Regions from separate parts of the Homo sapiens genome. Here regions 2 and 3 are each linked to region 1. The links are chromatin loops, found by intact Hi-C in ENCODE. Cell type or tissue: B cell. All regions are shown on one strand. Region 1 holds the start of LOC124905096 (a long non-coding RNA gene). Region 2 has its middle 6.9 kb from the start of MIR6817. Region 3 overlaps HPS4 (HPS4 biogenesis of lysosomal organelles complex 3 subunit 2).

Region 1 (8,000 bases):
CTGCTATGAACATGGGTGTACATGTTAAGCTATGCCCAGATTTCTGACCCACAGAAACTGTCAGATAATAAACGTGTTGTTTGAAGCGTCTCATTTTGCACGATGAATCTCAAGCATGCCTTCAAGACCCAGATTGCTCCCCAAAGGCATGAATTCTGTCCTTGGAACTCTGTCTTATCATCATCATAACTTCAGAATCTTTTCTGGCACTTCTTTCCCAGGCTTTAAACTCATATATGCTCATACCCAGTACAATGCCTGGTTCACAGGAAGCATTCCTTTATTTACTCAGATAATGTTTATTGAGCAATTATTATGTGCCAACAACATAAATAGTACTGAGGACACAGAGGTGAATAAAACAGATATAATCCCTGGTCCTACGGCACTTGTGGTTCAAGGCACACAGTACAGTATAGGTCCCAGCTAGAACCCTTTTCTCTGTGAACATGACTTACATTTGGGCTCTACTCAGCTTGAGTAATGTCAACTGAAACAATAGTTACCAAGCTTTCACAGATTAGGAGATTTCAAATAATAATTTAGATTTCTGGATTCTTCTGAAACATTAGAAGATTGGGCAATACTGGGTTCACATTGTTACATGGCAATGACTGGCTGGAGTTGAGTAATGGCTTTCCCTGTTAGACCAGGAATATTCTTTACTTTAGCCCCAGTCTCTGCCACTCCCTATTGTCTTTCACGTGGTACTTGCCTGGCCTTGTAGGCATTTAAATGTATCACTTTTCCAATGAAAAGATGAATGAATCAATTGATGAGTATGTTTTAGTCACAGTAATCACCATACATGAAGAATCGGGACTTTGATCTCCTCCAGTGGGTGGACGGGTAGGAATCTGGCTTCACTCTTGAGGTTGAAGGGTTTTCCTTTATACTTCAATAGCAGTCTTCCCTGGGAGTTATGAACTGTTTCCTTCCCACCCTTGAAATCTAGCCCAGAAGTCAGCCTGTGGGAAGAGACTTCCCAGGTCACTGTGCAGCTGGAGTTGCATCTTGGATGACACCATAGATAGCTCTGGCGGGCACCCATGCATTTATTCAGAAAATATATCTTGAGTGCTTACTTCATGCCCAGCAATGCGTCCAGCAATGCGGTGAGGAGGTGAATCAGACATCATTCCTGTCCTCTAGAGCTCATGGTCTGCATGCTCTAAGGGGCCAAGCAAATGTGTAAATGGACAATTTAATTAAAAATGGCAGGTGCCATAGAAGAGAGAAACTCAGAAGACCCTGGGTGGCTGCAGAAGACCCCTAAAGTAGCCAAGGGAAGGGGCTGTTGGAATAGTTGAGCGAGAGAGGCAGAGATTTTGAATGTAGCTCCCTTTCCACAAGACTCCCAGAGATGAGGCAGTAAGTGGTTCAGCTGACACTTGGCCAAGGCTAATCCTTCCACTAATTGAAGGTCATCTGTATACTTGAAGTTTGCCCCCTGGCATTCCAGAGCAGGATGGATATGCAGCCAACGCTTCTGTGTTTGAGCCCAGAATCAAATCACAAAGCCTTGCTTAAGTCAATCATGGGGCTCCCTCCAAGGCAGCACTCTATTATGTGTTTATGGATGAGACCTAAGAGGGCTGGCAAGGAATCATTCACCCTGCAGAGCGTGCCTTGGGGATGGACTGTAGGAAGGGAGAATTTTATTTTTATTTTTAAAGCCTGTGCTTTGATGTATTTTTTTTTAATGCAGGGTGGGTCTGCATTACTTTACAATAAGCATAGATGGTATAATGAACAGAACCCAGTGCCAATCATATTCTAATGATTCCTCTGAAAATATCCTGAGGAAGTCTTTGGTCCTCAACCCAGCTGAGCTCACTGCTGCATCCTTGGCAACCTGGTACAGGGTAGGTGCCCAGTAAATATTTCTTGAAAGACCTCACATCATTTCATTTAAAGGCAAATTGCAGAGCAGGAGCGCTTGGGTTCAAGTGTCCAAGGGCTCAGGATGCACATCCTAGTTGTATGTCTGTGAGCACAACTGACCTCTCTGAGCCTCAGTTTCCTCATCTTTAAAATGGGCTGTCTCAAGGTGTTGTTATGAGAATAAAACAAGCTCACGCACATGAGATGGGCAGCATATAGTGAGCACCCAATATACACTGATTATTTTTATGGCTTTTAAAACTCTTGTCATATTTTCATACCAATTGTACTGTTGTTCACTTAATACATATATATATATATATATTTTTTTTTTTTTTTGAGACAGAGTCTCACTCTGTCACTCAAGATGGAGTGCAGTGGTGTGATCTCAGCTCACTGCAACCTCAGCCTCCTGGGTTCAAGCGATTTTCCTGCCTCAGCCTCCCGAGTAGCTGGGACCACAGGCATGCGCCACCAAGCCTAGCTGATTTTTTTTGTTTTTGTATTTTTAGTAGAGACGGGGTTCCACCATTTTGGCCAGGCTGGTCTCGAACTCCTGACCTCAAGTGATCCATCCGCCTCAGCCTCCCAAAGTGCTGGGATTACAGGCATGAGCCACCACACCTGGCCTATGTAATATATTTTTAAAAATTTCTATTGACTTGTTTTTCTATTTAGATTGCACAGTATAATTTAGCCTCACTCTAAATAATAATAGTCTTATAATCAGAGGTTTCACATGTCAGTTTTAATTTTTCTAATTTTCTTAAGCCAAACGACTCACAAAAAGTTCATCTGGACACTGTTTAAAGCCGCGTGGGTATCCCCGTAGTGTATCTAATACTCCTACTCCTCGGGAAGTGCAGCCCGGTGCACAACACTTTATAGCTTTTGAACTCCCAGAGTCCAGAATACACTCTCCGTGTTTTTTTTGTTTTTGTTTTTGTTTTTTGTTTTTTTTTCAGCCCGTAGACTCTGTTCCTCCAATGTTCCATCCCTGTGCTAGGAGCTGGGTATGAAGCAGTGAATTAGAGAATCACGTTTTCTGTTCTCCCAAAACTCAGTCGAATGGGGAACAGAGAACAGTTACCGGGTCATTACAGCCCAGTGTGGTCTCAGCTGTGCTGGGGAAAGCGCACAGGAGAAGCCTCACTTTCCCGCCCCCTGGTCGGGGAGGCTTTTTCTTGATGACGTTGGTGGCTCCCTTCAGAGAACACAAATCCCTACTGTATTACCTGCAGTGCAGAAAAATGACCAGCAGGTGGCAGTGGCGACACAAAAGAATTCCCCCATGAACCTTTCCTCGGAAATTTTCTTTCATAAATTAACAGATGAATTAATACAACAAATATTCACTGGACACCTTCTGTGTGCCAGGCATTGTATGCGCCGGGCATACAATGATGAGCAAGGCGAACATGGTCCCTGCCTTCATGTAACTGAACACTAATTCAGTCCTGTATGTATTCCAGAAGTATTTCCTGATACCAAACCTGTGCTAAACACTGTCCTCGCCCTGGGGAGATGGAAGGTGCATAAAGGATAAATCGTTAGACCTGGGTGTAAAGGAGGATATTGACAGCCGACCTAGGAGCAGGACCCCCAGGCTAAGTGCTAGAATGGCCTTGGGTTATCCTGTGCCCTGGCTCCGCCCCTATGGTATTTTAATTTAATTAGTCACCCAGAGTATTCTTTTTAAAACTCTCCAGGAGATTTTAAAGTTTGGCAAGGGCTCAGAACCACTGGTTTGGTGTCCTGGCATGGTTAACATATTAACTCATCATTTAATTAATTTCCAAAGTATTTGCACAACCATTCTGTATTAGATGATTTGCATATATTATTTCTAATCCTTCTGCAAAGTCCTTGAAGGTAATAACAATCATGACCAAAACAGCCAACATTTACAATATTTACTGAGGGCATTCTCTGAGCCAGATTCCATTCTGAGTGTTTTATATCTATGAACTCATTTAGTTATCACAACAACCCTAAGACACAGATATTATATCTTTATTCCTACTTTATTTTATTTTTATTTTTGAGACAGGGTCTCATTCTGTCACCCAGGCTGGAGTGCAGTGGCGTGAACACAGCTCACTTCAGCCTTGACCTCCCTTTCAAGAGATCCTCCCACCTTAGCCTCCCGAGTCGCTGGGACCACTGGCGTGCACCATCATGCCTGGCTAATTTAAAAATTTTTTATGAAGACAGGGTCCTGAGGACCCTGAGGTTACCCAGGCTGGTCCTGAACTCCTGACCTCAAGTGATCCTCCTGTCTCGTTCTTTCAAAGTGTTGAGATTACAGGCATGAGCCATCATGCCTGGTCATCATCTCCATTTTGTATCCAAGGAGAATGCAGCGCAGAACGGTTGGGTAACGTGTTAAAGGTCACAAGCTAGTTAGTGGTATAAATAAGATTCAAATCCAGGTGGTCCAAGTCCGGTCTTAACCACTGCACCATGCAGCCATTTTACAGATGAGAAAACTGAGGCTCAGGTGGAACTCACTGGTGAAAAGTCCCCTCAAGCAGGAAGTGGCTGAGCTGCAATTTGAGCTGAGGATTCTCTAGCTTTCAAGTCAGCCTGATTCAATTTTGACCCAGTCCTCAGTAAGAGTTTGAAAACAATGTCATATGGAATTTTTCCCCAGCAGGAACCAGCTCTTGGAAGGCATTTGTGTGTATCTTCAGCACCTAGAAGATGGCAGAAGAGTCAAAGGAATAGGAACTTGAATTTGAAACTGGAGGCCTGTGTCTGCTGCACCACCTTGAGTGAGTTGCTTATGTCTCCATACTCCATTTTTTTCTGCCCATAAACAGTCTGGACCTTAGCCGAGACATGGCTAGGCAGTGACATGTAGTCACACTTTGAAATAAGATCATCTAAGGCAGGTTTTCTCAACTTAGACAGGTTTTACATTTGGAATGGATAATTCTTTGTGGTGGGGGCTGTCCTGGGCACTGGAGGATATTGAGCAGCATCCTGGGCCCTGACCTGCTAGAAGCCGGTAGCACCCCTCTTCCCTGACAAGTTGTGACAACTCATAATTTCTCTAGAAATTGTATTTACACATGTCCCCTGGAAAGCAAAATCGCCTCTGGTTGAAAACCACTGGTCGAATGTTTTAAACAATTCGGGTTGCAACTGGTGTAACTCCAGCCGTTCTCTCCCAGGAATGCAAATGAATTGGACCGATGGCCTTATAGATCTACTCACGAACCCACTCTCGTTTCTGTTTTCTTTTTCTATTTTCCCCTCTCTTTAACAATAGAAGAAAATGTACATTTCTGGAGCACATTTGAACAAAAAGCTCGAAATCAAGTCCCCTAGTAATAGTTACAAATGGTTTGCAATATGCCCTACAAGCAGTGGAGCTTTGAAACAGAGTGGTGATTAGCAGCCAATGTTAACTGACGACTTGCTATGTGCCAAGCACACCATTCATTAAAAGCCTTTATATTTATGATTGGCATGTTCGTTTTTCAATCTTTTTGGTGAGAAAGCTGGCTTGTATAAAGTCATGGTGCTTGTAAGAGGCAGGGCTGGGGTACAAACCTGGACGTGCTGGTTTTTAGTGCTGTCCATTTAATGGTTCTGCTATAACAAAGGCCCTTCTTTTACCCAAATCCCCTAGGGTTATCATGGATTTCTGTGAGAGACCGCTTTCCCAGAGACAGAGATTTCTAAATGAGGACGGGAACTCAGCTAACACTGGACATGCTGGCCAAGATGTGGCCACAGGAGACGGCTCAACAGTGGAAGCTCCTACGGTGGCCACAGTCTGGCCACAGCACCTGTGGGCTCTGTCCAGGCTGGGAAATCCCTGTGTCTCGTATCCCAGGTGTTCTGGGCTCAGGGCTGTGAGAACCAGGGCCTCCCGGGGAATCGCTGTCTCTTAAGCAAGCTAAGTGGCTCCTGGAGAGCCACTCATAAAACCCTTGCCGGATTTGTCAGATTCTTTTTAGTTTTGGTGGTGTGGTTTATGTCTTTGGGATGGTTACCTCAGGAGTCATCCACCACGTCCTTATCAAAGAGGGGAAGTTGCAACAAAGCAGAGGTGTGATAAAGACCACATTCATTTTGCTAACAATATCAACGACAGTAATAGTAACATCATTTGTCGAGCCTCCTGGGCTTGGGGGATTCAAGGATCAACTGGAGACAATCCTAGCAGGTGAGTTATGTGTTTATTCTATATATATATTTTAAAATTCTTTCTCTTTCTTACTCTAGGGAATGTGATTCTACAAACATATAAACAGATCATTTCAATAAACTGCAGCAGCTGTGGTGACAGATGTCACTGTAGGTTCCATGGGAATTCTGAGGACAGAAACACAACCCGGCCTAGGAAATCAGGGAGGACTTCCTGGAGGAGGTGGTGCTGACGATTCATTGTGATTTCCTTCATAGACCTGTCTCTCCACCCTCCTTTCCAAATAGGCCCCAGGCTCCATGAGAATGTGGGTCATATCTGTTTATACCTTACTGTTTTTCCAGGGGCTAGTGCCAGGGTTCCCAAACTTTCACCAAGGTGACCCAGGATGCCACCAGGAACTCACAGGGGGTGCTGTGGGATTTTTAAAAAAAGTTCTGAGGGCCGGGCACAGTGGCGCATGGCTGTAATCCCAGCACTTTGAGAGGTCAAGGCGGGTGGATCACAAGGTCAGGAGACCATCCTGGCTAACACGGTGAAACCCCATCTCTACTAAAAATACAAAAAATTAGCCAGGCGTGGTGGCGGGCACCTGTAGTCCCAGCTACTCTGGAGCCTGAGGCAGGAGAATGGCGTGAACCCGGGAGGTGGAGCTTGCAGTGGGCTAAGATTGCGCCACTGCACATCGGCCTGGGCAACAGAGCCAGACTCCGTCTCAAAAAAAAAAAAAAGTTCTGAGGAAACACAATGATGTGTTGGACCCTTGTGAACTACCAGCTCAAGATAGTTCACCGTTTCAACATTAGATCACGTCACCTTTGTTTTGGTGATGACTCATCATTGCAAAGCTGGATTTTTTTGTGGTGCTCGTGCTAACTGTGACAAAATCAATGTGGAACAGGAAATTAGGGTGGCGAAGTCCCATCTGATCCTAACGTTTAAGAAGATTTGCACAGCCCAACGGGTATACACATCCTCGTAGCAGCAATTGTCATTATTATTATTATTATTATTATTATTATTATTATTATTATTATTATTATTTGAGACAGAATCTTGCTCTGTCTCCCAGCCTGGAGTGCAGTGGCATGATCTCAGCTCACTGCAACCTCCGCCTCCCGGGTTCCAGCGATTCTCCCGCCTCAGCCTCCCAGGTAGCTGGGATTACAGGCACGTGCCACCACACCCAGCTAATTTTTGTATTTTTAGTAGAGACGGGGTTTCACTATGTTGGCCAGGCTGGTCTCGAACCCCTGACCTCAGGTAATCTGCCCGCCTCAGCCTCCCAAAGTGCTAGGATTACAGGTGTAAGCCATCACGCCCAGCCAGCAATTGTCATTATTTAATAATAAAAAAAACCGTTTTTCTTTTAATGTATGTGCATTACTTTTTCAAATGGCTACTATGCTGTGAAGAGATAACTACTCATTCAGTTGTTTGTACCTAACTGTTTAATAAATGGAACTGGTATTTAATAAATGGAAATGGTATTTTGGCCTAGGAAATCTGTGAAAAAATTCCTGAGACACCAAGGGTGTCATGAGTTGAGAAAGTTTGGGAACCTCTGTCCTAGCGTGTGCCTGCATATAGGAGGCCTGAACAACTGAGTAAGCTGAATGACTGAGTGAGTTGCTCCCAACAATCCTTCTTGGTAAAGGGTATTATTTTCTTTCACAGATGGGGGCTCTGAGGCCCAGAGAGGGCAAGTTACTTGCCCAAGGTCACTCAGCAGAGCTGGAGGGTGTGTCTGACTTTGACACCCAGACTCTTCCCTTTATCTCTGCCTGACCTGTCTGTTCTTAAAGTGCCCTGGGGTAAATGGACTAGGATTAAAAAGATATGGCTTTCAGTCCCAGGGGACCAAACTATGGCTTTGGGCAAGTGACTGGGCAAGAGGCTGTAGACAACCAGAGCTTATACAGTTTTCTTTTCTTTTCTTTTCTGTTTCTATGTTGTT
Region 2 (8,000 bases), 900 kb after region 1:
GTGGAAATCCATATTCCAGGGGATTCTGAGGCAGGCATCCCATCCTGAGCACGCATGGTTCTCCCCACTGGTTGAGATCTTATCTGAGAGAGAGAACGTGCTCCTCTCCACCTGTGTTTTTTTAAAACCCCACCACTCCGCTCACCTGGGTTGTCTTTGCTTTGAAGACTCACCCCTAGTGGTTTTCTTATTTCAGCCCAGGGTGCACCAAAAAAGCAAGAAAAGTTTTGTTCCTCCCATGTCAAGGTCCTGAGACTCACTCCACAGAATGATCCTGTTTTCCAGAAAAACTTGAAACACCCCAGAGGCCAGCGATGGCCAAGGAAGTGCAGAAAACCCCTCTCCTAGGGCTGATGACTGTGTTTTCAGCTTCTCCCGAGATCAGTGACTGCATCTCCACTTCTACTTTCCAAGGCCTCCCCACGGGTGGGGCATTTTTTAGAGTCACTGCCAGTCAGGAGTGAGAGGGACAGAACACAGCACCCTTCGAGGACTCATGATGATGAAAAGAGAAACTTCCTGGAAATTAAAAAAAAAATACAGAAAAGCACAAAGCAAATGGCAACAATTGCCTAAATGGCCCATACCACAAACTCAACATTTTTTAATAATCTGGCATGTTTTCCAGTCTTTTCTATGTGCATACTTCAAAAAAGTTATGTAACTCATGTATCAAAATCATTAGCATTTCGTTTAAAAAAGAAAATTGGATAGCAGCTATGTTAAATCTTTCTGAAAAAACAAACATTACGTTGATTTATGTCTATTGCTGGATAAGCTGAAGGAAAGGTCAGCAAGCCATGGCTTGTAGGACAAACCTGGCCGATACTTCATTTTATACAACCCATAAAATACAAATAGTTTTTACATTTTTAAATGGTTGGGGAAAAATCAAAGGAAGAAACTCATGTGTTCTCACTCATATGTGGGAGTTTAAAAAGTGGATCTCATGGAGGTAGAGAGTAGATTGGTGATTACCAGAGGCTGGGAAGGGAAGGTGGGGAGGGAAGGATGAAAGAGAAGTTGGATAATGGTACAGAAATACACTTAGATAGAAGAAATAAGTTCTTGTATTCAGGCCGGGCACTGTGGCTGATGCCTGTAATCTCAGCACTTTGGGAGGCAGGGGCAGGTGGATCGCTTGAGCTCAGGAGTTTGAGACCAGCCTGGGCAATATGGCAAGATGCTGTCTCTACAAAAAATACAAAAATTAGCCAGGCATGGTGGCACGTGCCTGTAATCCCAGCTACTCAGGAGGCTGAGGTGGGAGGATTGCTTGGGCCCAGGAGGCGGAGGTTGCAGTGAGCCAAGATTACGCTACTGCACTCCAGCCTGGGTGACAGAGTGAGACCCTGCCTAAAAAAAAAAAGTTCTTGTATTCAATAGTACAGCAGGGAAATTATAGTTAACAATAACGTCTTACAGATTTCAAAATATCCAGAAGAGGAAAATTGTGTTGGGCAATGTCCCCAACACAAAGAAAAGATAAAAGATAAATGTTTGAGGGGATGGGTATCCTGATTACCCTGACTTGATCATTATATATTGTATACGTGTATCAAAATATCACATCTACCCCAAAATATCAATATATTTTAAAATGTAAAAAGTAATAAAAAATCTGTGTAATACATGACAATGAAATTCAAATTTCAGCGTTCATAAAGTTTTACAGAGGTACAGCCACACCCATTCATTTACCTACTGCTGCTTCTACGTGATGCCAGCAGGGTTGAGTAGTTGCCAGAGACCATACTGCCCCCCAAAATGTGAAATATTTACTACCCAGTTCTTTACAGAAAAAGTTCGCCAACACCTACTCAAAGTCTGGTCGGTGGTAATTGTTTGTTACCAATCTGCGATGAGATAAACACAGAAATTGAGAGTAAGACTTTAGAGGCCAGGCACGGTGGCTCACGCCTGTAATCCCTGCACTTTGGGAGGCCGAGGTGGGTGGATCACCTGAGGTCGGGAGTTCAAGACCAGCCTGACCAATATGAAGAAACCCCATCTCCACTGAAAATACAAAATTAGCTGGGATTACATGCTGAGTCAGGAAAATCGCTTGAACCTGGAAGGCGGAGGTTGTGGTGAGCCGAGATCGTGCCATTGCACTCCAGCCTGGGCAACAAGAGCAAAACTCTGTCTCAAAAAAAATGAGAGAGAGACTAAAGAGAGACTAAGACTTTAGAAACTTTTGGCTGGGCATGGTGGACTCACCCCTGTAATCCCAGCACTTTGGGAGGCTGAGGCAGGAAGATCTCTTGAGGCCAGGGGTTCAAGACCAGCCTGGGCAACACAGTGAGACCCCCCCCCGCTCCCGCCCCGTCTCTTAAAAAAAAAAAAGACTTTTAATAATTTGACAGTCTGTTTTAACTGTTAATATAAAAATTTTAAATTGGGGATGATTGTTGTATTTTTCATTTTCATTTCTGGTAATTCATTTTTATATATTCTACTAACTTTTCAGTCCATAAGGTATCAAAAAAGGTAAAATACAAAAACTGATCCCTCACTACAGATGTTTTAAAAAATTCTTATAAATATCAAACATTGTTCTGTAACTTGCCTGTTTTTTTTGTTTGTTTTGTTTTACCTCCGGGAATGTTTCTGAGATATGCCCATGTTGAATATGTAAGGTGTTGTGTATCCCTTTTGTCTGTGGCATGATGATATTATTGCATGCTGATTATTTACTCATTCCCCTTCTCATGGACATGTAGGTTATTTCCAGTTTTTTGCTAGCACAGACAATGCTGTTCTGAGCATCCTGTACCTATCTCCTGGTACAGATGTGGGAGAGATTTTCCAGGGTAAACACCCAGTGAAGAAATAGCTGGGTCTCCAGATTTCTGCATCTTCAACATTACTAGAATCTGTCAAATTCTAATTTTTGCAAAGTGATGGCACCAATTTACATCACTGCAGAAGCGCTTCAGAGTTTTTGTTCCCCAATCCTTGCAAACATTTAGTATTGGCTGATGTCTGAGTTTGGGTTTAAAATTATTAGTAAGCAAGCTTCAGACCTTCATAAGCGTTGAGGAGGTGGTGAGAGGTTTTACCTTTTCCCCCTCCCTCCCGCTGTATCTCCAATTTCCTCCAGTTTCACCTGCCTGCGCTCCGCCCCCCGCAACCCCGCCACCCCCTCTGAGCTGACCTGGCCTGGGGCTGCACCTGTACCTGATTTTCATAAAACCTCCCTCCCGGTTCTCATGCACACCCCACGGCTCAGCATCTTGGGTTCTCTCAGCTCCACTAACCAGGGGCTGCCCTAGGAGGGAGCAGGACTTCCTGGCAACAGGTGACAAGGTAGGCTTGACAGGCAGGCTCCTTTGCTTTGTGTCTCTGGTACATGGAGCAGTGGCAGCGTGGGAGAGATTCCCCAATCACTATTCAATGAATGAATGAAGAGCGAAAAGGCAACTAGGGTGTCATTTATTGAGCAACTACTTCGTGTCAGCTCGGTGACCAGGTGTCTGAGAATTACCAATGGAATAAAAACCCCCGTATGGCCCTTGGTCAGATGAGGAAAGAGAGTCTCAGAGAGGTAAGGTCATTTGCCTGCCGTCACAGGGTCAATGAGTAGGAGATCTGGGACTTGACTCTAGTCCTGCCTGACTCCAGGGGCCTCTGGCTCCACTGCCTGACTTGGGGCTGTTTCCACTGCCTCTCTTAGGGCTGCCCTGTGGCTTCCTACCTGTTTCTGCCAGACTCCAATCCACTTCCCAGGGACTAGTCTGGCTGCTGAGTCCGGCTCTCCAACACCAAGAACTAGTTCCCCTGAAACCCAAGGCTCCTACAGGGCCTGCGCAGCTCAGGCCACCCGGCCATGAGCCCCAAGGATGATGCTTTGCTGACACCTGGTGGCTGCAGGGGGAAGTGGAGCCTTGGGGACGGGAAGAAAGGGTTGGCTGGGTCCTGCGGAGACAGGAGAGGAGGTAACTGTAGGCCCCGAGGAGAGGTGAGTAGGGATGACACGCAGAGCACTCCCCACGCAGAAGGGGGAGGAAGAGGGAGGAAGGACTGGGCATTCTCTAGGAAGTCCCCAGGAAGGCTAGAAGTCCGAGGTCAAGGCTTTGGCAGGGTGGGGTCCCTCTGGGGGCTGCGAGAGAGAATCTGCTCCGTGTTTCTCTCCTAGCTTCTGGTGGGTGGCCCGCAGTCTCCGGCACTCTTTGCCTTGCAGAAACATCACCCCAGCATCATCTTCACATGACATTCTCCCTGTGTGCGTGCCTGTCTCCAAGTTTCCCGTTTTCATAGACACCAGTCACGTTCCATTAGGCCCACACTACTCCAGTGTGATCTACTCTTAAAATAACTAATTACATTTGGCCGGGCATGGTAGCTCACACCTGCAGTCACAGCACTTTGGGAGGCAAAGATGGGAGGATTGCTTGAGGCCAGGAGTTTGAGACCAGCCTGGAAAACACAGGGAGTCCACCCCCCACCCCCCAATCTCTACATGAAATTAAAAAAAAAAAAAAAATAGCCAGGTGTGGTCACACACGCCTGCGGTCTCAGCTTCTCCAGAGGCTGAGGCAACAGGATCACTTGAAAGCCCAGGAGTTGGAGGCTGCAGTGAGCTATGATTGTGCCACCACACTCCAGCGTGGACAACAGAGTGAGACCCTATCACTTAAAAAAAAAATTGCACTTGCAATGACCCAGTTTCCAAATAAGGTCACATTCTCTAAGGTATTGAGGATTAGGATTTCAGCATATGAATTTGGGGGGTTCTCATTCAACCCATAATAATCACCATTGCTCTACTCTCAAACTATTACAATCCCCCCACAGTGAGAGCTTCTAGGGGCAGGGAATCTGTCTTACTTTGTATTCCTACTCTGCCCAGTTCCAGGAGTGAAACAGGCACTCAATAGGTATTGATTGAAGAATCAATGGAGAAACGGACGAGAATAACATTTATTTAGCACTTATTAGTTTCTACCTTTATGATAATCATTTTAAGCACTTTAACAAGGTTTTCAATGTGCCCCCACATCTCTGCATTCCAGCCACCACCGTGCCTTTGTGGAGTTTCTCAGAGCTACCAGGCTCCTCCCACCACAGGGCCTTTGCACGTGCCGCTCTCATCTGAGACACTCTTCTTTGGCCTCTTTACCCCTGCAACTTCTACTCTTCTTTGAGATCTCAGCTCGAGTCTTTTCCTCAAGGAAGTAGCTTAGACTTGTGCAGATTCTGTTTTTTTAACTTTTAAGTTCGGGGATACATGTGCAGGTTTGTTATAAACTCATGCCATGGGGGTTTGCTGTAGATTATTTCATCACCCAGGTACTAAGCCAAGTATCCAAATAGGCACTCAGTGGGTAATGGTTGAAGAATGAATGAAGAAATAGATGTTAGTAACATTTATTGAGCACTTACTGGTTTCTTTTTTATTATAAGTTCTGGGATACATGTGCAGAACGTGCAGGTTTGTTACACAGGTATACATGTGCCATGGTGGTTTGCTGCACCCATCAACCTGTCATCTAGGTTTTAAGCCGTGCATGCATTTGGTATTTGTCCCAATGCTCTCTCTCCCTCTTGTCCCCCACTCCCTGACAGGCCTCGGTGTGTGATGTTCCCCTCCTTGTGTCCATGTGTTCTCACTGTTCAACTCCCACTTATGAGTGAGAACATGTGGTGTTTGGTTTTCTGCTTCTGTGTTAGTTTGCTGAGAATGATGGTTTCCAGCTTCATCCATGTCCCTGCAAAGGACATGAACTCATTTTTTTATGGCTGCATAGTATTCCATGGTGTATATGGAGCACTTACTGGTTTCTACCTTTATGATAATCATTTTAACCACTTCAGCTCATTCAACAAGGTTTTCCACTTTTCCAAATGTGAGGGGATGCTTCTAAATGGAGTCCTAAAAGGGCAAGAATACCTAAAACATTCCTGAAGAATCATGTTATAGGGCCAAATGTTTTGGCACCAGGGATTGATTTTGTGGAAGACAATTTTTCACGGGCTGTGGGCAGGGGACATTAGATTCTCATTGGAGCATGCAACCTAGATCCTTTCCATGTGCAGTTCACAATAGGGTTTGCACCCCTATGAGAATCTAATACTGCCGCTGGTCTGACGGGAGGCGGGGCTCAGGCTGTAATCCCCACCTCCTGCTGTGGAGCCCCCATTCCAGGCCACGGGAGGCCCGGGAGGCCCAGGGGTGGAGGGCCCCTGTTTTAGGGACCTCAACACTGACTACAAAGCAATAGTCATTAACATAATCTGGCAAGAGTGCAGGGATACACAGACTACAGGAACAGAAAAGACAGCCCATAAAATCACCCCACCTGTGGGGAAGGGGATAGATCAGCAAGGCGACATTGCACCACAGTGCAGGAAATGGACTCCTTCATGAATGATTTAAGACACTGGACTTCCAAAAAGAAAAAAAAACTGAATCTCTACCATACACTATATACAAGAATCAGCTCCAGAAGGATTAAGAACGCAAATGTGAACAGCAAATGTTTAAAAAGTTTAGAGAAAAAAATCTATTAGGGAATTTCTTTGTGACCGGGGATTAGAAATAATTTCTTCAAGTTTGGCCAGGTGCAGTGGCTCACGCCTGTAATCCCAGCATTTTGGGAGGCTGAGGCAGGCAGATCACAAGTTCAGGGGTTCGAGACCAGCCAGACACTCAGAGGCAAGGGAATTGCAAGTCAGGTGAAGAAACAAAGGCTCAGAGAGGTTGGGCACTGTGTCCAAGGTCACACAGTTAAGAGCTAAGAAGCTGCAGAACCGTAAGACTCAGTAAGGGTTCTGTTGCCCTACTCATAGCCCAGATACTTGCCAATTCTCATTTCTATCACACACACGCACGCACACACACACACACACACACACACACCAGCTGCCAGGGGAGATCAAAGACCCACAGCAGACAAGTTGCAAGTCACACTTCATTCACTCTCTGGGAGGTCTGGAGGGTTCCTGGGCAGCAGACCTGGGTCCTGGGAAGGAGGCATGGTGGGGTGGGCACTAGTTGGAGGGGTGGAAGGCACCACATTGGTGCCCCTGCATGTCGTGGATGCAGCGCACGGACTGTACCTGAGGGTGACGGGCCCCAAAGTCGCTGCTGTCCTTGTAGTCTCCCTTCTCCAGCAGGTACTGCAGCCCACGGTAGCCAGGGTACTAGTAGCCAACCCACCTGCAGGGCCAGAGGGGAGGGGAGGGTGAACCAGGGGGACAGGAAGAGAAGCAGACAGAGAGAGAGGTGAGGGGAGAGAGATAGAGCATCCATAAGCCACTAGGAAGGGTGAAGCCTCCCAACCATTGCCACTTCCCAAGGGTAAGCAGGACACCCTTTCCACCCCACCCTTCCAGCATTGAGCCTCTGCTTTCTTCCTTCTCTTGACGGGGAGCTCACTGCCTCCTGAAGCAAATTTTGACTGAAGGCCTGTACTATACTGTACTGGGGTCAGAGCAAGGGGGTGATATCTTAAGCTCACTGAAGCTTAGAATAAGCCAGGCCTTTGAACCATCTCCCTCCAGTCTTATCCCACCTCCAAGCCTGGCTGCAAAGTCAAAGAAGAGTTGGGGGAGGTTCCAGGGGCCTTCTGATCAAAGAGGTTCCAGGGGCTACTTAATGAAAGTGCTGGTCTTCTCTCCAGAAAATGTCACACAGGCCTGGCCTGCAAGGATCTGCCTGGCCAGTCTCTGTGAACACCTCCAGCTCTACTTCTCATTCTTATGCTTCCACATCTCTGCATTCCAGCCACCATGGCCTTTGTAGAGTTTCTCAGACCTATCAGGCTCCCCACACACACACCACAGGGCCTTTGCACATGCTGCTCTCGTTGTCTGGGATGCTCTTCCTTGGCCTCTTTACCCCTGCAATTCCTACTGTTCCTTGAGATCTCAGCTCAAGAATCTTTTCTCCAAGGAAGTAGCTTAGATTCATGTGGATTCTTAAAGTATTAACAGTTGCCCCTTCTAGACTGTTGGCTACACAGGGCAGAAGCCAGATCTCTTTAATCTCCTTCACC
Region 3 (8,000 bases), 100 kb before region 1:
TTTCTCCAAGAAGAACTCGACTTGTCTGAAATCCACATTCCAGAGGCTCAGGAAGTGGAAATGGCCTCAGGTCATTTTGCCTTCCTACATGTGCCTGTTCCAGATGGCAGGGCTCCTTACTGCAAGGCATCTCTCAGCGCCTCCAGCAGCCTGGAACCCACGCCTCCTGAGGACACAGCCATCAGCAGCTTGCGCCCTCCCTCTGCTCCTGAGATGCTGACCCAGCATGGAGCCCAAGAGCAGCTCGAAGACCATCCTGGCCATAGCAGCCAAGCCCCCATTCCCAGAGCAGACCCTCTCCCCAGAAGGACCCGCAGGCCCTTGTTATTGCCTCGCTTAGATCCAGGACAGAGAGGAAACAAGCTTCCCACGGGGGAACAAGGCCTGGATGAGGATGTTGATGGGGTCTGTGAAAGCCACGCAGCCCCTGGTCTGGAATGCAGTTCAGGCTCAGCAAACTGTCAGGGTGCTGGCCCCTCTGCAGATGGAATCAGCTCCAGGCTGACACCAGCAGAGTCCTGCATGGGGCTCGTGAGGATGAATCTCTACACTCACTGCGTCAAAGGGCTGGTGCTGTCCCTGCTGGCTGAGGAGCCGCTGCTGGGAGACAGCGCAGCCATAGAGGAAGTGGTGAGTGTCCTCAGACCTTCTCCTGCCCCTCTGCGGCCTCTGCCGATCTCCTGTGCTTCCCTCACAGCACTGTGCCAACACCCAGGGAAGAGATAAAGGCTCAGCCCTCAGTTGTGTGACCCTGGGCAAGACGTTCTTGTTTAGACGATGGAGGTATTACCTGCCTCTGTGGGTTTTTGTGGGGGGTAAGAGTGAGTCAAGCGCATAGCACTGGTGGTGCATTGGCATCCAACAAGTGTTGGTTCTCTTCTTCCGCTGTTTCTAGTTTTGCAGAGCGCAGGCCTTGGAGAAAGGGAAGGCCTGAGATGGAATCCTGGCCCTTGTCCTCTAGCTGTGTGAACTTGCCCACAGACCTTTGTCCCCTTGAGCCTTGGCTAACTCCTCAGTCACGTAGGGATGGTGGTAGACCTTCCTGTTCCAGATGCAGTGAGATAATGCAGGCAGAGACTGCACACGTACGTGCATGTGTTGTGCCGCCCCTGCTCATGGCCTCATTTCCTAGCCTGGACAGCTCTAGGTTCTGTGTCAGCTGGAAACTCCTCCGCAGTGTGTCACAGCCTGGGTTGGGAGTTCCCTAGAAACCCAGTGTTTCCCTCCATAGCCCCAGCATCGTACCTGATCTGAAGCTCCTTCCTAGAAGGCTGGGATGTCTGAAATCCTGCCTGGCTCTGGAGGGCTCTTAAACTATTGCAGCCCCTTCCCCGCTTAGAGGCTTAGAGTGGTAAACTGACCTTCCCTGGGGCCCACGCTGGAGATTCGTTGCTATAGTAACAGCCTTGCTTTAGTAGGCAGGGAAAGTGGTAGCAGTAAGAACAGCAGGTTGAAATTGCTGCAGGGCAAATGGTGTCTTGGGGCTTTCCTTGTTTTTATTCTTAAATGTGTATTATTCTAAGCTGATCTTACTATCATGCAGGGCTTGTGACCCTCCATAAATGAGCTAGTCACCTTGAAATACAGAAGAAGAGATAAGACTGCACAGCAGCTTCCTTGCACAGAGCTCCTAGCAAGAGAATGCTCTCTGGAGCTGTCAGGCTTCTCTGTGCCCTTTCCACAGACGCTGGATCACTGAGTTATGGCTCATTTGCTTCCTGTATCCCCATTCACCATAGCTAGGAGTGACTATCCATCTCCTTCTTATAGCAGTGCGGGGAGTTGTGGCTGCAGTGTTAAATGCCTCATCTCCCTGCCAATGCCTTGGTTTTCATGGTCTGTTCTGCACAGTGTCGAGCCTTGGAAGTGTCATTTTGAAGGGCCCAGTGTTTGAATGCAATAAAGTGGATATAATACCTCTCTTTTTACCTTCCCCCACAAAAAGGAAAAAATAGCCCAGGCTGCTCTTTGAGATGTATTCTGCACCAACTATATGTGAAATACTTCGCATCTCTCGTTTTAGCCAAGCCTTAGAACAGTTCTGGGAAGGAGGCATTGTAACTCCCATTTTACCAGTAAGAAAACAGCCTCATTGAGATGAAAAGACTTCCTGCAAGTGGCAGGTCCAGAATTCTTGCTTGTTTCTGGTTCCCCACCCCAGCCTCTCTGTCCCCCCACTGCCCTGCCCTTGCAGTGATAGCTGGGAAGCTGAAGAAAGGGGGTCAGTGTCCTGCCTTCTGTGGCTCGTGCTCTATGGCCATATCCCCTGGTTTGTCAAGGTCTATCCATGCTGTTACGACATCAGCCTCCATGGGCTTCTGTGGAAAGCAGGGTTTGATGCTGGCTAGGCCCCGGGAAATAGACTGCAGTTTTATGGAAGAGAAAAAGCTAATCTTTTCTTCTTTTTTTTTTTTTTTTTTGAGATGGAGTTCCGCTCTTGTTGCCCAGGCTGGAGTACAATGGTGTGATCTGAGCTCACTGCAACCTCCGCCTCCCCGGTTCAAGCGGTTCTCCTACCTCAACCTCCTGAGTAGCTGGGATTACAGGCATGTGCCACCAGGCCCGGCTAATTTTGTATTTTTAGTAGAGACGGGGTTTCTCCATGTTGGTCAGGCTGGTCTCGAACTCCTGACCTCAGGTAATCTGCCCGCCTCGGCCTCCCAAAGTGCTGGGATTACAGGCATGATTGCACCCATCCCTGAAAAGCTAATCTTTTCTAGTATGGAGTGACTAACTTTGATCAGCCCACTGGTTTGAGAGTGGGTTTGTTAATCAGACCCAAAGGATTTCTGTTTTATAATCAGGAAGAGGTGTTTGATTGCCTTTTTGTCCCAGACTAGCCTTGAAAATACTTTATCTGATTTCCCTGCAGCCCCTCTGCTACTGTCTAGAAAAACCAAATACCCCCAGTTACGGTGAGCACACCCCTTTTGCAAGGGCTCCTTAATGATGTTACATACTGCCAAGCTGCCCTTGTGTCATTTGGCTGTCTTGTCTTTGGGTGGATCAGCTTCCACAGGGAGTAGGGGTAGGGTGAGGGGCAGCAGGGGTTGGGATTGGTGAAAGGAGCCCTGGGTGGAGCAGCCAGGAGGGTTGGGATTGGGGCTGGAATTCCCTCAGAGGGAGTGGAATAGGCTCACACCAGGGGGCAGCATAGAGCCGCTGATAGTCCATTACTCAGACCCCAAGATAATCTCCTTGACCTTCAAACACAGTGATCAGATTAATTATTTATCACTACAATAGGACATGGAGCTTCTGTGTACAGTACATGAGGCTTGAAGTTAGTGTGAGAGTGTTGCCATAAAACATTTTATGAAAAAACACCTTCCCCCAACTGGGAAACCGGTATCTCTAAGTGAATGTGTGTTCCATGCATTGCTCCTGCTGCACGCTGTGTCACACACTGACATTTGTGCCACTTGCTTTCGTGTGCACTAGAAGTCAGAGGACCCGGGAATTAGCCTCAGCTCTGTGTTGCCTAGGGCTGTTGTGAGGATCACATTATGTAGCAGTATATATCGGTGGCTGGCAAACATTTTATGTAAAGGACCAGAAAGCAAATATTTTCAGCTTTGCACAGCTTTTCAGCTCTGCTGTTGCAGTACAAAAACAGCCATAGACAGTATATAAATGGTATGACTGTATTCCAGTAATTATTTATGGACATGGAATTGGAACTTCATATAATTTGCACATGTTACAATATTATTCTTTTGACTTTTTTCCCCAACCAAGTAAAAAAATATAAAAACCATTCTTAGGTCTCAGACTGTACAAAGATAGGCAACAGGCTGGATTTAGTTTATAGGCTAGAGTTTGCTGACCCCTGGTATGTATGAAAGCACTTGGTTATCAGTAAAAATTATCCACATGTCATCTGACATAGCATCTTGTGATTAACTGTGTTTTTATGGTTAAGTGATCCTATCTTGAGTGCAAGTTAGGCAGAAGATTTTGGAAGCAAAGCTCCGTGCCTGTGGGGAAACAGTTTTTGGCATGGCTCACTCTCTGTTCTTATTGTTTCTTCCTCTGGACACCAGCTCAGCATGGAAGGGATGACTGTTAGCACGTTCTTGAGGTCCAAAAACTTTCAGTGAGGCTGTGGTTTGACTTCATCAGGTGAATGCTTATGTGTGCCCGTGTGCGTGTCGGCACATGCACACACACACATCTGTTCAAATAAGAGGCTCAGTGTTAAACGCAGTGTTGGTCAGGCTCTCTCAGTGATCTGAACATGAGATATTATGATTGTCTTTCCTGAGCACATATCTTTTTACATAGCTCTGCAACCTTGGTTTAAACCAAATAGCTCATAAATTGGCAGTGCTTGGCATTGGATGTGTTCATTTATTCATTCATTTAGTGGATTCATTTATTGAGCACCTACTAGGAGTCAGACACTCTACTAAGCATTGAGGATACAAAACTGAGCGCATAGAAAATAACTTTGTATGTCACACCTATTGACTTGAAATATCATTTCTGAGACTTTCATACAGGAAAACTGATTTAACACCAATATACTCCCAAAATAACATGTAAGCTTCATGACATTTACTTCAGAAGCATTCTGTTTGCATCTCTGTACTTTTTATATGCACTTATTTTTCTTACATAGCTGTTGAAAAATAGTCCACAAATTATCTGTGATCTCTAAAGAGACACCATTTCTTTTATATGATTATTTTCATTTCCTTGACTTTATAAAAAGACTCTGCCTCAGGATAGCACTTTAGAGTTTACAAAGGACTTTTGGATGTGTCATTTCATTTAAGTCACTCAATAGTCCCGTACTGTTCCCATTTTGCAGTTGACTAGAAAAATGAGGCACAGAAAACTTGGTAACTTGCTCCTGGTCATTTGACTAAAAAGAGGCTGAACTTGGGATGTTTTTTACCTGGGAACTGCAAATGTTTGGGGACAGTGACCTTCTTTCTTGTGGCTGAAGCAGGCCCAGGAAACCCCATTTCAGACCAAGCCTATTATGACAGGCCTGGCCTACTGAGTCAAGCCCTCAGTGGAGCTTGAGGAACACTGCACAGCCATTAAAGAATTATATGATAGAATATTTAAAGACGAGAAAAGCAGTTCATGCTGTGTTGTTAGGTTAAAAAACTATCAGTCATTATTTATGATTTGATCTCATTTTTATTTTACAGAAAAAGAGTTACACAAAACAGTTTAGTCCAGTCTTTTCAATTGTACTTAAACTTTATCTCCTTGGAGGTTTGTAAAAATACAGGTACTTGAACCCATCTCCTTGACAGTCGTCCTCAACTGTATTCCTCTTCTGAACCATCAAGTGCAGAAAGCTGTTTGACTGACACTCAGTCCTTCCAAGAAAGCCAGGACCGTGCTAGGTGTAGCAGAGAGAAGTTACCGTGTTACATCCAGTGAGGGACTTCTGTACCCAGGGCCAGTGAGAAACAATGCGGGATGGTCCCAGGCTGTTTGTATTGTGAAATCATGCAGCCTGGGTAGGAAAGCCATGGTTAAAATAAGATACACCACAGTGGTGACAGTGGCTATTACTGGATGGTGAAATGATGGGTTGTTTTCTTGTTATTTTTTTGCTCATCTCTTTTCTAAATCTCCTACAATATAATCATTATTTTTAAAAACATTAGAACATAAGGGTGAAAGAAAAATGTTGGTGAGAGTCCATTTTGCTGGATCAAGTAGGCAGTAAGATACTCCATGAATGATTTTTTTTTTTTTTTTTCGAGACAGAGTCTCACTCTATCACCCAGGCTGGAGTGTGGTGGTGCGGTCTCGGCTCACTGCAGCCTTAAACTCCTGGCTTAAGTGATCCTCCTGCCTCGGTCTCACAAAGCACTGGGATTACAGGTGTGAGCCACCGTGCCTGGCTGGAGGATTTTTTTTTTAACTAAGTCTGTGGTTAACTAGCCCTCAGAAGGCTTGCTGAGGTCAGCCCTACAAGCCCATGACCCTCTCCCCCTTTGCAGTACCACAGCAGCCTGGCTTCACTGAATGGGCTGGAAGTCCACCTGAAAGAGACGCTGCCCAGGGATGAGGCAGCCTCCACGAGCAGCACCTACAACTTCACACATTACGACCGCATTCAGAGCTTGCTGATGGGTAAGAACCAGCCAAGGGGCCTGGGGCGACGGGGATGCCAGATTCTAGATGGGTGGAGATGAGAACTTGAGCCCCAGCATCATGATGACACGGCTGTGCACAGAGTTGTCTGACCTGCGTTCAGGGCTCTCTTCTCACCGGGAGCCCAGTCCCACTGAGTGTGGCGTTCACTGGGCAGACGCTTCTCTGCTCATGTGTCTGTTTTTGGCGTTTCCCAGTGTTTTGAGAGAAGTTCATGTTCACATATCTGTGATAGGGTTTGTCTCAGAATGTTGAGATCCACACGCAGAAACCGGGTGCTGCATCGCACAGCGGCGGCAGCCGAAGCCCAATGCCCCGGGCCTTTGTCTCTGCCCCGGGCAGCCAACTCATGGCCTTGAGCCGTGCTCAGTCCCCGTGTTCAGTACTGGGCTTCATGGGGTGGGAGGGCAGAAGGTAACTGTCTGCTCTTCACAACTCTGTGTCCTCTTCTGGAAGCAAACCTGCCGCAGGTGGCCACCCCGCAGGATCGCCGCTTCCTCCAGGCCGTCAGCCTGATGCATAGCGAATTTGCCCAGCTGCCCGCGCTTTATGAAATGACTGTCAGGTGAGCCTCCCTGAGTCGCTCCCCAACCTACTCTCCACGGTCCTGCTCATGGGAACCACCTGTGGGGCCCAGGCAGCGCCTTATTCCTAAGTAGATGAAAAACATTCTAGTTACTCTCCTTAAGGCCTTCCTTTGTCGGTTCCTATTGCCGCCATCATCCACTGTTGTGCAGTCACGTGCCATGGACTTTCTGGTTCCCTTCCTACTTTAGACGCTTGGGGTCCAGCAGTGAAGGAACCTGAGGTCCTCACCATCATGGAGCTACATCCATTACTAGGGACGGTGGCTCCGTCTCCTTGCTAGAAACAGTGTTGAAATATTGTTGTCTTTCTAATTACAAAGTAATATGGCTGGGCACAGTGGCTCACACCTGTAATCTCAGCACTTTGCGAGGCAGGGGGATCACTTGAGGTCAGGGTTCAAGACCAGCCTGGCCAACCTGGTGAAACCCTGTCTCTACTAAAAATACAAAAAATTAGCTGGGCAGGGTGGTGGGTGCCTGTAGTCCCAGCTACTCAGGAGGCTGAGGCAGGAGAATCACTTGAACCCGGGTGGCAGAGGTTATAGTGAGCTGAGATCACACCATTGCACTCCAGCCTGGGCAACAGAGTGAGACTGCGTCTCAGAAAAAAAAAAAAAAAAAAAAAAGTAATACGTGCTGATCATACAGTCATGCAGAATGCTTGGAAATGTATCAAGTAAAACATTTTCCTCTCTCATCTCCATCACACACCAGGAAATAACCACATTTTACAGTTTGGTATATATTGCTCCAGGTTTTATTGGTTTTTGGTTTTTATTTTTTGCACATATAAATTGTATTTTTAATTATTTTAAGTCTTCTAGAAAATAGGATTCTACTAATGTACAATTTTACAGTTGTCTTTTTTCACATTATGTCATAGCTTGAACACCTCCATGCCAGAAGAAATATTATGATTATTGTAATTTACAGTATTTAACCAACCGAATTTGTTTTTTTCTTTCTATATGCTTCTCTTATGAAACCAGAAAGGGAGTTTGGGCTTTAAAGATCACTTTATAAAAGCCCGAGGAGACTGGGACCTGAGAATTTGGTTGACAACTGGTAACAGAAAATAAAGCAAGTTAGCAGGTCAAGGGCAGTGCTGGCAATGTGTATATTAGTCCACGTAGTCCTTGGAACCATCTGGTCAAGGGCATTATTTTTTATTTATTTATTTTGAGATGGAGTCTCACTCTCGCCAGGCTGGAGTGCAGGGGCTCAGTCTCGGCTCATTGCAACCTCTGTCTCCTGGTTTCAAGCAATTCTTCTGCCTCAGCCTCCTGAGTA

The links. A loop is a pair of places that touch in the nucleus more often than their neighbours do. Peaks named below come from ENCODE experiments on the same cell type or tissue, not always from the same donor. Only the 100,000 strongest peaks of a DNase experiment are listed, where the experiment ranks them.
Region 2: it touches region 1 in a loop (32-fold over the local background); 5 of 110 quality-filtered maps call a loop at or near these places.
Region 3: a loop joins it to region 1, with 12 times the contacts of the local background. A loop is called at or near these places in 47 of 110 quality-filtered maps.

The regions. Positions count from the first base shown.
Region 1 is chr22:26,355,730-26,363,729 of GRCh38, reverse strand. The region is part of intron 12 of SEZ6L (seizure related 6 homolog like); the gene reads right to left. It overlaps LOC124905096 (a long non-coding RNA gene), which reads left to right and starts at 2,705. Exons shown (of 3, transcript XR_007068038.1): 1 at 2,705-8,000. In B cell, CTCF peaks have their summits at 2,954 and 3,156 (motif pointing right); a DNase peak (open chromatin) is centred at 3,119; H3K27me3 peaks cover 1,267 bases.
Region 2 is chr22:25,458,578-25,466,577 of GRCh38, reverse strand. It overlaps the pseudogene CRYBB2P1. Among named protein-coding and RNA genes, the nearest start is that of MIR6817, 6.9 kb to the right of the region's middle. In B cell, CTCF peaks have their summits at 3,638 and 3,852 (motif pointing left); a DNase peak (open chromatin) is centred at 3,847.
Region 3 is chr22:26,456,547-26,464,546 of GRCh38, reverse strand. HPS4 (HPS4 biogenesis of lysosomal organelles complex 3 subunit 2) reads left to right here. Exons shown (of 14, transcript NM_022081.6): 11 at 1-630; 12 at 5,970-6,102; 13 at 6,580-6,688. Among named protein-coding and RNA genes, the nearest start is that of HPS4, 23 kb to the left of the region's middle. In B cell, CTCF peaks have their summits at 2,975 and 3,175 (motif pointing right); a DNase peak (open chromatin) is centred at 3,126.